Regions from separate parts of the Homo sapiens genome. Here region 2 is linked to region 1. The links are chromatin contacts, found by Hi-C in ENCODE. All regions are on one chromosome and are shown on one strand. The core of a region is the stretch at or near the end of the contact, and the rest is flanking DNA. Distances in the headings are between cores, read along the strand shown. Region 1 holds the start of CCL3 (C-C motif chemokine ligand 3). Region 2 has its middle 83 kb from the start of HNF1B.

Region 1 (6,381 bases), core at 3,459-5,958:
GCCAATGCTGGCGGATCATGAGGTCAGGAGTTAGAGGCCAGCCTGGCCAACATGGTGAAACCCTATCTCTACTAAAAATATAAAAACTTAGCTGGGTGTGGTGGCGGGCACCTGTAATTCAGCTACTTGGGAGGCTGAGGCAGGAGAATCGCTTGAACCCGGAAGGCGGAGGTTACAGTGAGCCGCGATCACGCCACTGCACTCTAGCCTGGGTGATAGTGGGAGACTCCATCTCAAAAAAAAAAAAAAAAAAAGAAAAAAGAAAATGCACATCCCCAACCCCAGTTAAAATGCAAATGCAAACTATGTAACTGACAACCTGTCTGCTTCTGGCTACCTGGCCCATGGAATTGATCAGAAGCAAATAGTAGCCTACAGACATTAGAAGGGAGTCACATTGCCAAAGAAACCATAAGACTGGTTCCAAAAAGTTGCTGATTGCACAATACCTAAGGCAACCTCAGGCTAACTCACACAGACAGGAAGTCAGCAGCCTCCAGAAAGCAGATCCTCCACATTGCACATCTCAGATTGTCCATAGAGGACATTCTCCCAGGGAGGAGAGCTAGGGACTGCCAGATCAGCTGAACTGCTTAAAAATGCAGTACCCATTCTCCAGTTCCCTATCAGGGGTCTTTGTTCAACTTACTGTTTGTTCATAACACTTGTATTTAGGGAATGTTGGGCATGATTAAACTTCGTTTAGCTTTGGGTTTCTAGACCTTGAGAAACAATTCAGTGCAGGCAAATATTGTATGCCCCTATATTTTTTCCTGAAAGCCAATAAAGAAGGAATGATGACACCTTCACTGCGTCTATGGGGACAAAAGCTGCTTGTGTGTGTGTGTGTGTGTGTGTGTGTGTGTGTGTGCGTGTGTGTGTGTGAGAGAGAGAGAGAGAGAGAGAAACAGCCTTGTCAAAAAGACGTGTTTGTTGCTGTACCCTCATTATATGAAAGCCATCATGGCATCAAAACAGTATAAGCCAGGTTGAGCTCTATCCTCTCTGCATCAACTCAGAATCCCTACCAGAAAGTGGTTGTGATGGATGGAATATCACCCATCAAAGAATAGGGTAAGATGAGACCAGAGAGGTAAGCTATGCAAGCTAATCAGAAAATAACTCAAAGTTTTAAAAGTGCAGAATATAAAAAGGAAAAACCCTCATTCCTAAAAAAAAAAAAAAGCCTCATTTCCTCAAAGAAATCAGTTAGCTATTTGATGTGTATCTTTCCAAATATTTGCCTATGTAAATATATATGTATATATGGCATTTAAAAATAAAACAAAATAATATACTTTACAGATAGTTCCATAGCATATGTAGAGAATATATATGCATATACTGAATGTAATTAGGTCTGCCTTTTACATATAATATTATGGACACTTTCCACAGTTATAGATGTGTGCTACTTTTTTTTTACTGACTTCAGAATATTCCACTGATGGACATCTTAATCCTCTACTGATTAATCCCCTACTGATGACTGTTTGCATTTCTTTGCTGTTTGCCAACCACACTGCAAAGAATATCCTCATGTCTACATATCTTATCTTTTGGCAGTGTTTCTATGAAGCAGATTCCTAGAAATGGGATCAGGTCAAATGGGATGTAGTTCACATAGTATATGCATTTTAATATTTGCTAAGTAGTAGTGTTTATGCTTTAAAGAGTTGGAACACTACAATTCTAAACATGTTTGGACACAAAAAATAGATTATTTGAAACAAAATGAAATAAGCATAGCTCGTAAAAATTAACACGTTTGGTTTTCACACAAATATTTTGAATTTCTCTTTCTTCTGCAAAAAGGACCCTAGCTTAGTATGGATTTCTTGTACAGATAATGCAAACAATCCATCTATTAAATAACTTACCTTTCACAGTAAACCTATAGACAGCATCCTGCTCCACACAGAAGCTGATTGTCTTTTCCTTCTCTAACATTAGCTATTTATTTTGTAGAGTGTAGATTCTAGAGAAATAATGTATAATACACCTGTTGCCATATGCAGAGACTTACCACATTTAGAAAACAGTGGTGAATTCTATTGACAGTGGCTCTCAGTCATTAACATGCTATGGAACACCTCATGAGCTTGATAAAAATATCAGTTCCCAGGTCTACACTTAAAGATCCTATTTAAGTGGCTTCAACAATCACTGCTCAAACACTCTATGTCAACTCAGAATCCTGACAGGAAGTGGTTGCAATGGATAAAGTATCATCTGTTAAAGAATGGGGTAAGATTTGAGTATAGGCGGGTCATACTTTGGGAAATAACTTGGTCAATGGTTAACAGCATAGTCTGTAGTTCAATAAAAGTCCAGTTTTGGAACACAATTGACCGTTTACGTGCTGTGTAACCTCAGCCAAGTTGTCTAACCTTTCTGAGCCCTGGGTTACTTTTCTGTCAAGTGGAGGTATTAATAGTACCTAAGCTGTACTATTGCATTGGTAAGATTAAATGAGCAATGTATAAAAAGCGCTCAGTAGGAGGAGTAAGCCTCAACAATGTAAATAATTGCTATTAAGAGCTTGATTCATCATGAATATGCCCTACAGAATACTATGCTTAATGGTGGCCATTCGAGTAGTGAATTCTCCTAGAGCATGCATGTTATGATTTGAGTTATAACATATTCGTAGTTTCAATGTTCCAGAACTGTGTCTCCGTTGTAAAGTGGATAACTCTGTGGTAGCCCTCCCCATCTCTCCCAATTTCCCTCCATTTCACCTCTTCCTAATCTTTGCCTATGATTCCTCTTAACCAGTGATTTTGATTTGCCAGAAAAACAAAACCAAACTCAATACTGGTTTACCTTTTAAAAGAGCATCTTTATTATTTCCCCAGGCCGATCACAGCCCTGAACAAAAGCATCCGATACACATTTGTCAGTCTGGTGGCTTTGGTGCCATGACTGCCTACACAGGCTGATGACAGCCACTCGGTTGTCACCAGACGCGGTGTGAGGGAAGGGGGAGGGGACAGGGGAACTCTCAGAGCAAACAATCACAAACACACTGTGAAATCGAAAATAAATTACAAAAACTAAATAGTATAAATAAATTAAAATTTAAGTTAAGAAGAGTCCCACAGTGTGGCTGTTTGGCAACAACCAGTCCATAGAAGAGGTAGCTGTGGAGGTCACACGCATGTTCCCAAGGCTCAGGCTCCTGCTCCTCCCCACTGGGCCCACCGAGGTCGCTGGGCCTCGAAGCTTCTGGACCCCTCAGGCACTCAGCTCCAGGTCGCTGACATATTTCTGGACCCACTCCTCACTGGGGTCAGCACAGACCTGCCGGCTTCGCTTGGTTAGGAAGCTGTGGAGAAGGGAGGAAGAGTTAAGCACTGGGGAATCCAGCAGGGGAATCCTGGGCCCACCATGGCCCCACCATTCTGCTCTCTGTCCTGGGCAGCTCAGGGCTTGCTCCTCTTTCAGGGGCCCCCTGCCTATCTCTGTCTAGAGAGCTTCTCTCAGTGACTCAGTAGGGGTGGCCCTCAGAGTGTCCCGCTGCCTCCTTCTTCCTGTCCCTTTCCTCTGGGCTGGGGCAGCCCTTCCTGACTCTGTAACACATGCCTCACTCCAGCTCCAAGTCAGGTCACACCTCGGAGCCCTGCGTCCTGTATCCCCGATAGGCTCCTGAAGGCTGGGCCTTTCCAGGATAGCCTTCTGGCCTGTCTCTGCCCCAACCCTGACCCTCCCTACCTCCATAGAGGTGAGCAGGAAGACTGGCACTTACATGACACCGGGCTTGGAGCACTGGCTGCTCGTCTCAAAGTAGTCAGCTATGAAATTCTGTGGAATCTGCCGGGAGGTGTAGCTGAAGCAGCAGGCGGTCGGCGTGTCAGCAGCAACTGTGGAGAAAGGAAGAGAATGAGCCCGAGTCACAGCTCAGAAGAAAAGGCCAGGCAGCTTCTGATCCCCGAGCAGTTGAGGAAGGCAGGCTTGCTCAGACCAAGTGACTGGAAGGCATTTGGGCATTTTTGCTGAGAAATGTCTCTTTGTTTCTGTCTGTATCCTTCTTTCTCCTTGACTCTTCATAGTGGGTTCTCTGTTTCTCTGTGTGATCCAGATACCTGAACGGACTGTTCTCTTATCTCAGTTCTCTTCAGGGAATTTTGTCTGGTTCAAGAAGTCATACCCCAACCCAAGAGAAGCCTTGGACATCTCTCATAAGACATCCAAGGGACAGAGCTCCTGGGAGACCTAGAGTGAGCTGGAGAGTGAACAACATACCCCACTGGGAAGTAAGCAGCCCTGGATTCTGCCTCTTGCTAACTGATTCGTTTCGAACCCTGTTTTTCTATCTGTAAAAGGGACTGTAACTCCCCTGCCCCTGCCTAGATTCTCATACCTGGAGACTAGGGGGCTAAGACCCCTTCTAGAGATAAAAATAAAAGTCTTAAAGAGAAAGACCAAGATGTTTGGCAGCCCTTTAAGAAGTTCTCTTTTCTCTTGGGGGCTTTTAGGCCACAAGAAAAGATTGATGTGGTCTAACCATGGCCAGAGAGTGGTGATACCCACAACGAAACTCAGACTCACGTGATGCAGAGAACTGGTTGCAGAGAGCCATGGTGCAGAGGAGGACAGCAAGGGCAGCAGTGGAGACCTGCATGATTCTGAGCAGGTGACGGAATGTGGGCTCGAGTGTCAGCAGAGCCAAGAAAGGACTGACCACTGTCTGCTGCCCGTGTCCTTCTGAAGTCTGAAACCAGCTCTCCTCTTTATAGGCAGCCCTGGCGGATGGGGAAATGGAATCTGGGGGTGAGGAGGGAAATTTTTAAGCGTAGTGATGCTGTCATGCTAAGTTGCACAACTCAGGGTCCCTGGTGACCACAGGGGCTCAGGATATCCAAGAATAGCATCTTTGAGCTATTCTCTAACTCTCAGCTCTCAACTCATGACTTGTTATAGTTTCATAGGGAAATGGTTTCTCCTGTGAGTGTGAAGAGGGGTATATGTCAACCCAAGGCTATTCTTAGTCAGTCCCTTCTCATAAGAACTGGTCTGTGCATGAACTCTCCAGCCCCATTCCTTCCCACAGAGCTGCAATTCTGCTTCCTCAGCTGCTATAACCACAGGGATAGGGTTGATGGGCTGATGCTGTGGAGGGCTGCACAACCCTTCCTCCTCCCAGAGGCAAAGAACTGAATGAAAGCTGGAGGAATAGAAAGCATGAGGTCATGTTTCAGTCATTTGTCTATTTATTAGTCATGTAGTGACTAGGGCGCTGTGTTAAACGCTAGTTGTGGATCATAAAAATACTTTAGAGGTGGGTGTCAATATGTCAGGTGCCTAGAAATATCTGTAGCCATTAACCTAGAAAAAGCATTTCTAGGAAAGAGTTCTGTGGAAACAACCCAAATATGGAGCCATCTTCAAACATAAAGATACCTGACCCAGCATCGTTTATAACTCTAAAATAAACAAAGCTAAATTTTTCTCCATCAGGGAATGATAAATTATCCACTAGATCATTTATTATTAAGTCTCTAAAATGAATGAAGTGGCATAAATATGCTTATAACATCAGTGGTTAAAAAAAGCAAGATACGACATTATACAAATTCTACAAAGTCTGAAGAATTGTACAAATATATATATATATTTGTACTATATATACATGTATTTGTACATATACACATATATATTTGTACAAATATATATATATTCCTTGCCAACCCTAAGCATGGAAAAAAATACAAAGGCTTGGAAATACATGCCTTAAAGAATGAATAGTTCTTATATTTGTGTGATAGGTCCCTGGGTGATTTATTTTCTTATTTTTTTCTTTTTCTGAATTTTTCTCATTTTACTTAGTTAGACTTTATTACCTTCTTGGTCAGCCCACAAATTTATAAACTAATTTTTAAAAAAACATTTCCAACATCACTGGTTGAAAAATAGGTTGTTGTCAGTTGTTTAATCTGAAAGAAATTATTGATAAATATGCTGAAGTTTCTGTTCAATGGTTTTGGCCAAAATGAAGTCTTGATTTCCCATTTCTTTGAACCATTTTAAGGATCCTATACTATACTTACATAAATCATGCCAAATTGAAGCAGTTTTTTACTTATTCTTTTCAATACATAATTTCAGTGGTGTGGAAGGGTCTCTACCTTCTCAGCCAGATTATATGCTTTTTTTTCTTTTCCATACTTTGTTATTTTATTCTTTCACAATCAATCAGCATACCTCATTTTATAATGAGAAATAGATTTAGTTGGTTTTAATGATCTTTGTTTCTGAGATGCCCCTGATCTCGTGGGGGCAGGTAGAGTGTATGAACAGGTAATTGTAGCATTTAGCCGAAAGTGCTAGGACTCCTAGTAGAAAAAGAAATGAAAGCTCAGAATCCCACGAGGGGAAGAA
Region 2 (6,414 bases), core at 3,610-6,109, 1.7 Mb after region 1:
GAGGACTTCTGTTTCCTCTCTCCAGCACATTTACTTGTAGAAAACATGTCCAGGCAACAGGCAGGCCCGTTAGAAAAGTCCAGTTAAGAGAGAGCACCGGCATGCCAACCCAGCCCAGGCCCATTGGAGGAAGAGGGAGAGGGGTGGGGAGAGAGGAAGTCATGGAAAGATGTGGAAGGATAGATGGGAGCCTGGGGTGAGAGCTCATTCCTACAGCCTGAGTCACCCAGCGTGTGGATTCTCCCCTCCAGCTCAGGCAGGGCTCAGGCAGGTCTTTGAGGATCTGCCCTCCCATCCCACAGGCATCCTCTCTGTTGTTTCTAACGTTAACCTCCTCATTCTGGGCTCAAAAAAGAAAAAAGATGGAAGTGCAGCATGATGTGCAGGCCTCTCTGGGGCCTGACCTTCATGCTCCAGATACTGCTTTTATATTAAGTAAGGTGACCCTTCTCTGCCACACTGGAGATGCGTGGCTGTAGATATTGGCTTTAGGGACTACTATTTCTGCCAGCTTCAGCAGTCTCCTATATCCAGCCAGGATAGTTTAGAGTTCTTAAATCAGGCCTATTTATCAAAGAAGTCCATGGCAATACTTCCCTGATGGCCATGGGACCTCAGGAGCCCACAGTCTAACTAGAGAAAGAACATGAGAAAGAGGGAGACAGGAAATGGGACTGAAAATAGGATGGAAGCTGCATGAAAAATGGGGGTGCAGAGGAACTCCTCTGGGGACTGCCAAAATATGGGCTTCTTACCTAAAAGGGCTCTGGGAGCCCAGCTGAGTGGTGGGTGACTTACGCTTGATCGTCCCCCAGGAATGGATTCTTGTCATTTGGATTCAACCCTGCTGCCCTGTCCCCATTTGTTCACCCCATGTGCACCAATGTCTCTGTCTCTGTCTTTGTTTATGTCATTCCCTTGACCCAGAATGCCCTTCCCAGCCATCAAGACCTGGCTGGGACATCATTTGTGCTGGAAAGCCTTCCACAGATCTTTATGTGGGACCTCCTTCTCTTTGGTCCCCGTGCTTCTTTGTATCTATTGCAACAGTATCTGTTGGTTCTGATAGGCAGATTCGTGTCACCTGGGGGACCTTGTTAAATACACAAATCCTAGCCCTGAATCACAATCTCTTGGGGTGGGTTTTGGGAAGCTGCTTTCATTGGTCTTCATATGTGTTTTGAATGCCTAGCCAGGGTTGGATATGTCTTTTCTGGACTGTGTCTCCTGGGGGTGGGCACAGAACTTACATCATGGTGACCACATGTCACTGTGCCCAGACAGCCTCCTAGGCCTGGCAAAAAGGGATGCAGAGTGCAAGGCCCACACCCTTTAATTCACACCATTTTAATTCATTCATAGTTCCTGCTTCATGCCCCAGACACTATGCTGGGTCCTGGGGATACAAGAGCAAAACCCAACATAGTTTGCCTTCACACGGCTTCCAGTCTAACGGGGGGAGAATAGAGGTGACTCAAATTCCCTACACCCACATAATTACAAAGTGCAGCTTGAGTGTTGTAAAGGAAAAACAAAGGTGCTCAGAGAACCTGCAATGGGGACTCTGATGTAGGCTGGGAGGTCAGGGAAGGCTGAGGAGAGCCCGAAAGGAGGGGCAGTAAAGGAGGGGAGGGGCTGGAAACAGTCTCTTACTGGGGTCTTCTCAGAACTGTGTTCATTTAGGCCAGCTGGGAGGCATTAGGGTGTAAGCTCCTCTACAGACACCCAAGATCGTTTCCCCATCTTCTCCCCACGCCTGCCCCGCCACCCAGCCTTCACTTCTGCTTTCCTGCCATCTGCTCTTGCTGTGAGCCTTTGGGAGCTGTTGTGTTTGTTAACAAAGGAAAGACCCATTTTTCCATGCTGAGTGGCTGCCTGCTAGCATATACAGTGCCTCTACTGAATTACCAAAAGGTGCACCTCCATTTGAACTGACCTAACCTTGCACTGAACACATGACTTGGCCGGTGGAGCTCAGGCTGGATTTAAGCAGCTACTCCTGCCTCCCCTACCCACTTTTGGCCCAGTGCCCTTGTGCAGTGAACAACTTGGACAACCTTCTGTAGTGGCCCTGCTGCAGTCTCCTCTTAGGCAGAAAGTTCTGGCTTCTTGGCTCACCCTCACAGCTAGAAGATTCCTTTATCCCAGAAGGAGATAATTACATCTTCTATGGCATAAATCTGTTTGGACATTTAGAGAAGAATTTATATGTATTTTCTGAAGGACTGGGTGTTTTTCTGATCTAAATTGAAATGATGATTCTTTTAAATATGATCCAAGAGAGTCCTTTCATGTGGTAATTCACACACACTCTGGCTGATAAGCCCTAGACTTGGCAAAAGGTTCAAAGCAGAAACTGGGTTCAGATGAGGCACAGGGATACTTTTTGATCTGATTTTCTTCTAGCCACTGACATTGGGAGAATTTTGGCCTCTGAGTGGCAGTGGGCCCCAAAAAGCCTGGTAAAGTAAGATCTTTTTTTTCTTTCTTTTTTTTTTTTTTTCTTTTTTGAGACAGTCTTGCCCTGTCATCCAGGCTGGAGCACAATAGTGCAGTCTCGGCTCACTGCAACCTCTGACTCCCAGGTTCAAGTGATTCTCCTGCCTCAGCCTCCTGAGTAGCTGGGATTACAGGTGCACACCACCATGCTTGGCTAATTTTTTCTTTCTTTTTTTTTTTTTTTTGTATCTTTAGTAGAGACGGGATTTCACCATGTTTGTTAGGCTGGTCTCGAACTCCTGACCTCGTGATCCACCCGCCTCGGCCTCCCAAAGTGCTGGGATTACAGGCTTTAGCCATCGCGCTGGGCCAAAATAAGATCTTTTTAAAGAAAGTCTGAAATGCCTAGAAAGAGTAGAGGAGTCCTTACTACACTTGGCTTTAGAAAAAGAAGCCTTTTCTGGGAGAAGATAACTCTCATCACACACTAAGCAAGTCAGAGGATCTGAGCTGGAGTGGCCCTTGAGAGGTATCTCATCTAGATCCTTCTTTTTACCCTTTGGAAAACTGAGGCTCAGAGAGAGGAAGTGGATTGGCTTAGGTCCCACAGTGAGTGGCAGAGCCAGGATCACACCTGACGGGTGCTTGCTTCTGCACCTGAACCTTGAGGGTCGCTGTTCCCCCACATAGTAGTGCCAACAGGGTCCCCTATGAGGATGGTGCAAGCTCAAAGGGTGGCTGTGTGTGGGAATGGTGAGAAGGGGACATCATCTAGGACCATAAATCATGGTGTCTCCTCAAGCCCAGTGTGGCCCCTCCTCTTCCAGATACAGAAAGCTGCTTCTGCTACTTAAGGGACAGGCATCATCTTCAAGAGGTAACACTAGGAATAGAATGAGAACTGGGAGTGGTGGAAGCGGAAGACAGAAGCTGATCTTATGGACACAGAAGAGTATGTAAGTGAATCACAGGCCATATCACAGTTTCATCAGTGATTATAATAATTGGTTTTGGGCTGGGGGAGTATTGGTTGTCAAAGTGACATCCTCTTTTAGGTGCCATATTTTTCCATGTCTGACGTCGGAAAAAGCACTTTCAGTTGTGAGGATAAGATGAGCTCACAGGTGCTCAGGAAATGGCAGCATCTCTTGAGAGATTCTGTTAAGGAAAGTGGAGGAGGAAGGGAACTAGATATAAATCTTCTCCTTTAATACTTTCAGGAGGTATGGTTCTCCTTATCTCACTGAAAAGGAAACAGGGCAAATTTCCTGCCCAAGGTCACACAGCCCAAATGTAGGGAAGCTCAGCTCTTCTGATTCTGGGCCATTCCCCCCACTTCACCTTGCAGTGCCATGCTAGCTTCTCTTAGACTTACCGTTAATTTCCATCAGTTTCAGCTGACTCATCCTTTCCTCCCAGGCCCTGAGACCACACCCAGGGTTGTTTGTTTTTAACTCTAAGATCATCCTGTTTTCCATAGGCCTGAGCTCCATCAGCAAGCCAGGACCCTCTTCTGATCCATACTCCAAAGTCAGCATAAACATCTCCAGCCAAAGCTGTTCCTTGTTCTGTCAGTAACACAGTTCCCGAGGAGACCAGGGCCTCTTTCCTTCCGTTGTCTCCTGGTTGCTCTGCTTCTGGTGACGAAACAGGGGCAGCGTCAAATGAAGAACATCATCTGTCCTACAGACTAGGCAACTGTGAATTTTTCATCAATCCTGATTTCTCTAATGAATTGCAACATGCTCTAACTCCAACATTCAAAATTCAACATTTCCATTCCCTATTTGTTAAGGGTGCAGGTGAATATGAAAAGGCAAATTCAAAAGGTGAACTTTCCTATCTCTGAAGGGCACATGCAGGAGCCTGAACCCGGCTGGGAGCCAGGAGACCTGCATTTTGGTCCTGACTCCCTCCCTGCTGCCTGTGTGCTCTTGGGCAAGTTGCTTAATCATTCTGGGTTTACGTGCTTGTTAAGGACTCTTTCAGTGCAAATATTTTATAATTATAAACACTGAGAAGATCCTGTCAATAATGTAGTTCCTTTGTCATGCTAAATGTCACACATGCATCATGGCCTATGATACCTGATGAGTTTAGAATTTTTTCTTGATTGGAACAGGGATGGGTGTTTAAAACAAAAGACTTGAGTCCTTTCCAGCTGGGGCCCTGAGTCTGTGGGTTTGGTAAGTCAATTAGGCTGCAGAGTCACAAGTAGTTTACCTTGTCAAAATACTAGCCATTTGTTTAAAATCAAATCCTCAAGATGGAGTGGTATTTCCAAACTCCACTGAGTTGGAGCCTCAGAACTAGAGAACTGGATAATGGAGTTAGTCCAGCACATACTTCTGCTTTGCTAATACCTTCCGTTTTTGTCTAGTACCCCTTGGTAGTGAAATATCTGTTCTGGGTCTTTCCAAGGACAACCACATCCGAGTGGGGAGAAGGCCGACATTCAGGGTGCTGGAAGGGTGGGGTGGCATGATTCAGATCAACAGGGCTGACTTTCCACTGTTTCACCTCACTTGCACTGTAGCCACCAGTTCTGGGACTCCTCAGTTGACAGATGTGGAGACCCAGAGTCAAGGAATGATGTCCCCTAGGACCCCTGGGGAATTTGACACAACCACAGTCAGCACCTGGCTGCCATCAGCCTAAGGCTGTCACTCGAGAGGGCTTCCTCTCCAGATGAATACAAGCTGACTTGAAGGGTAAAAGAGTCTAAAAAACATACGATTATCTTAAGAACAACTTTAACACATGTAAATAAAGACCCATAGATTTTTATTTCTATTTTCAGTCAAACACATATCAAAACCCGGCATGTTTTCAAACACCACGGCGGATACTTGATTTGTATTTCCTGAAGCCACCCCAGTGAGCCACTCTGAAATAAATTAAAAAGAATGGTCAAGGCTGAATGCACACTGAGGTTTCCATGTGCTCAGCTCAGCAGATTCAGGTATGACCCCTACAGAGCTTGGACTCTGAACTGGCACTGACATTCTCTACGCTCAGCGACCATTTCACACAATGAATTCATCTGTGTAATTGTGCCTAGCTGTCCCCAGATTAACTCCATGTTTGCATGAAGATCAAAATGCTTACTTTTCAAAGTTTGGTTTTCTTCCATTTCTGTCTTATCTGGGGAGGCATTCATGCTTGGAATTTCCTGGGCTTTTCTTTTTTAAATCTCATGGAGAGACTGAGAGTGTTAAGGGGGAAAGAGTAGCAGGCAGGGGCAGGGGGCTTGCCTTTTATTGTTCTTTTTTTGAAACAACAATTGGCAATTTTTCTTCACTGTTTTAGTGTTCTCTTGTTAAAGACAACCCAGACCTCAGAGTAATAGCATTCTTGCTTGCCCCCACCCCTAAATCCTACCTTAGTCAGAACATGAGCTAGAATTCTGCATCATTAAAAAAAAATTCAGCCGAGGCAGGTAGATCATGAGGTCAGGAGTTCGAGACCAGCCTGGCCAACATAGTGAAACACCGTCTCTACTAAAAATACAAAAACTAGCCAAGTGTGGTGGCACGTACCTGTAGTCCCAGCTACTTGGGAGGCTGAGTCTGGAGAATCGCTTGAACCCGGGAGGCAGATGTTGCAGTGAGCCGAGATTGTGCCATTGCACTCCAGCCTGGGTGACAAGCGAGACTTCATCTCAAAAAAAAAAAAAAAAATTCGATTGGGTTGTCAGTTACATAAAGAGTGCACGACTGAAGTACCTACCTTGATAAGTACTTATGTCTGCTTTGCTTATACCTTCCGTTTTTGTCTAGTACCACTTGGTGATGAAACGTCTGTTCTGGGTCTTTCCAAGGACAACCACATCTGAGTGGGAAGAAGGCTGACATTTGGGGCGCTGGTAAGGTGGGGTGGCATGATTCAAATCAGCAGGGCTGACTTTCCACTGTTTCACCTCACTTGAGCTGTTCTAGGAGAAATATTGGAAGGCATGCTGCACCTTTCTTCACA

The links. A loop is a pair of places that touch in the nucleus more often than their neighbours do. Pooled maps may share reads with other maps.
Region 2: a loop to region 1 is called in a map with no recorded cell type, with 9 times the contacts of the local background. The contact joins the enhancer-like site here to the promoter of CCL3 in region 1. A Hi-C loop is called at or near these places in 2 of 37 single-sample maps with no recorded cell type and 3 of 50 pooled maps.

What each region holds. Positions count from the first base shown.
Region 1 is chr17:36,085,435-36,091,815 of GRCh38, forward strand. It overlaps CCL3 (C-C motif chemokine ligand 3), which reads right to left and starts at 4,709. Exons shown (of 3, transcript NM_002983.3): 1 at 4,552-4,709; 2 at 3,749-3,863; 3 at 2,822-3,328. The coding sequence starts at 4,624. The coding sequence ends at 3,238. It overlaps CCL3-AS1 (CCL3 antisense RNA 1), which reads left to right. Exons shown (of 3, transcript NR_186417.1): 3 at 4,112-4,428.
Region 2 is chr17:37,824,889-37,831,302 of GRCh38, forward strand. No RefSeq gene overlaps it. Among named protein-coding and RNA genes, the nearest start is that of HNF1B, 83 kb to the left of the region's middle. RefSeq lists enhancers at 1-195, 1-700, 1,450-2,197. Within about 2 kb of position 4,860, at least 4 of the 41 ENCODE cell types and tissues checked have a DNase peak (open chromatin) inside an H3K27ac peak, as active enhancers do.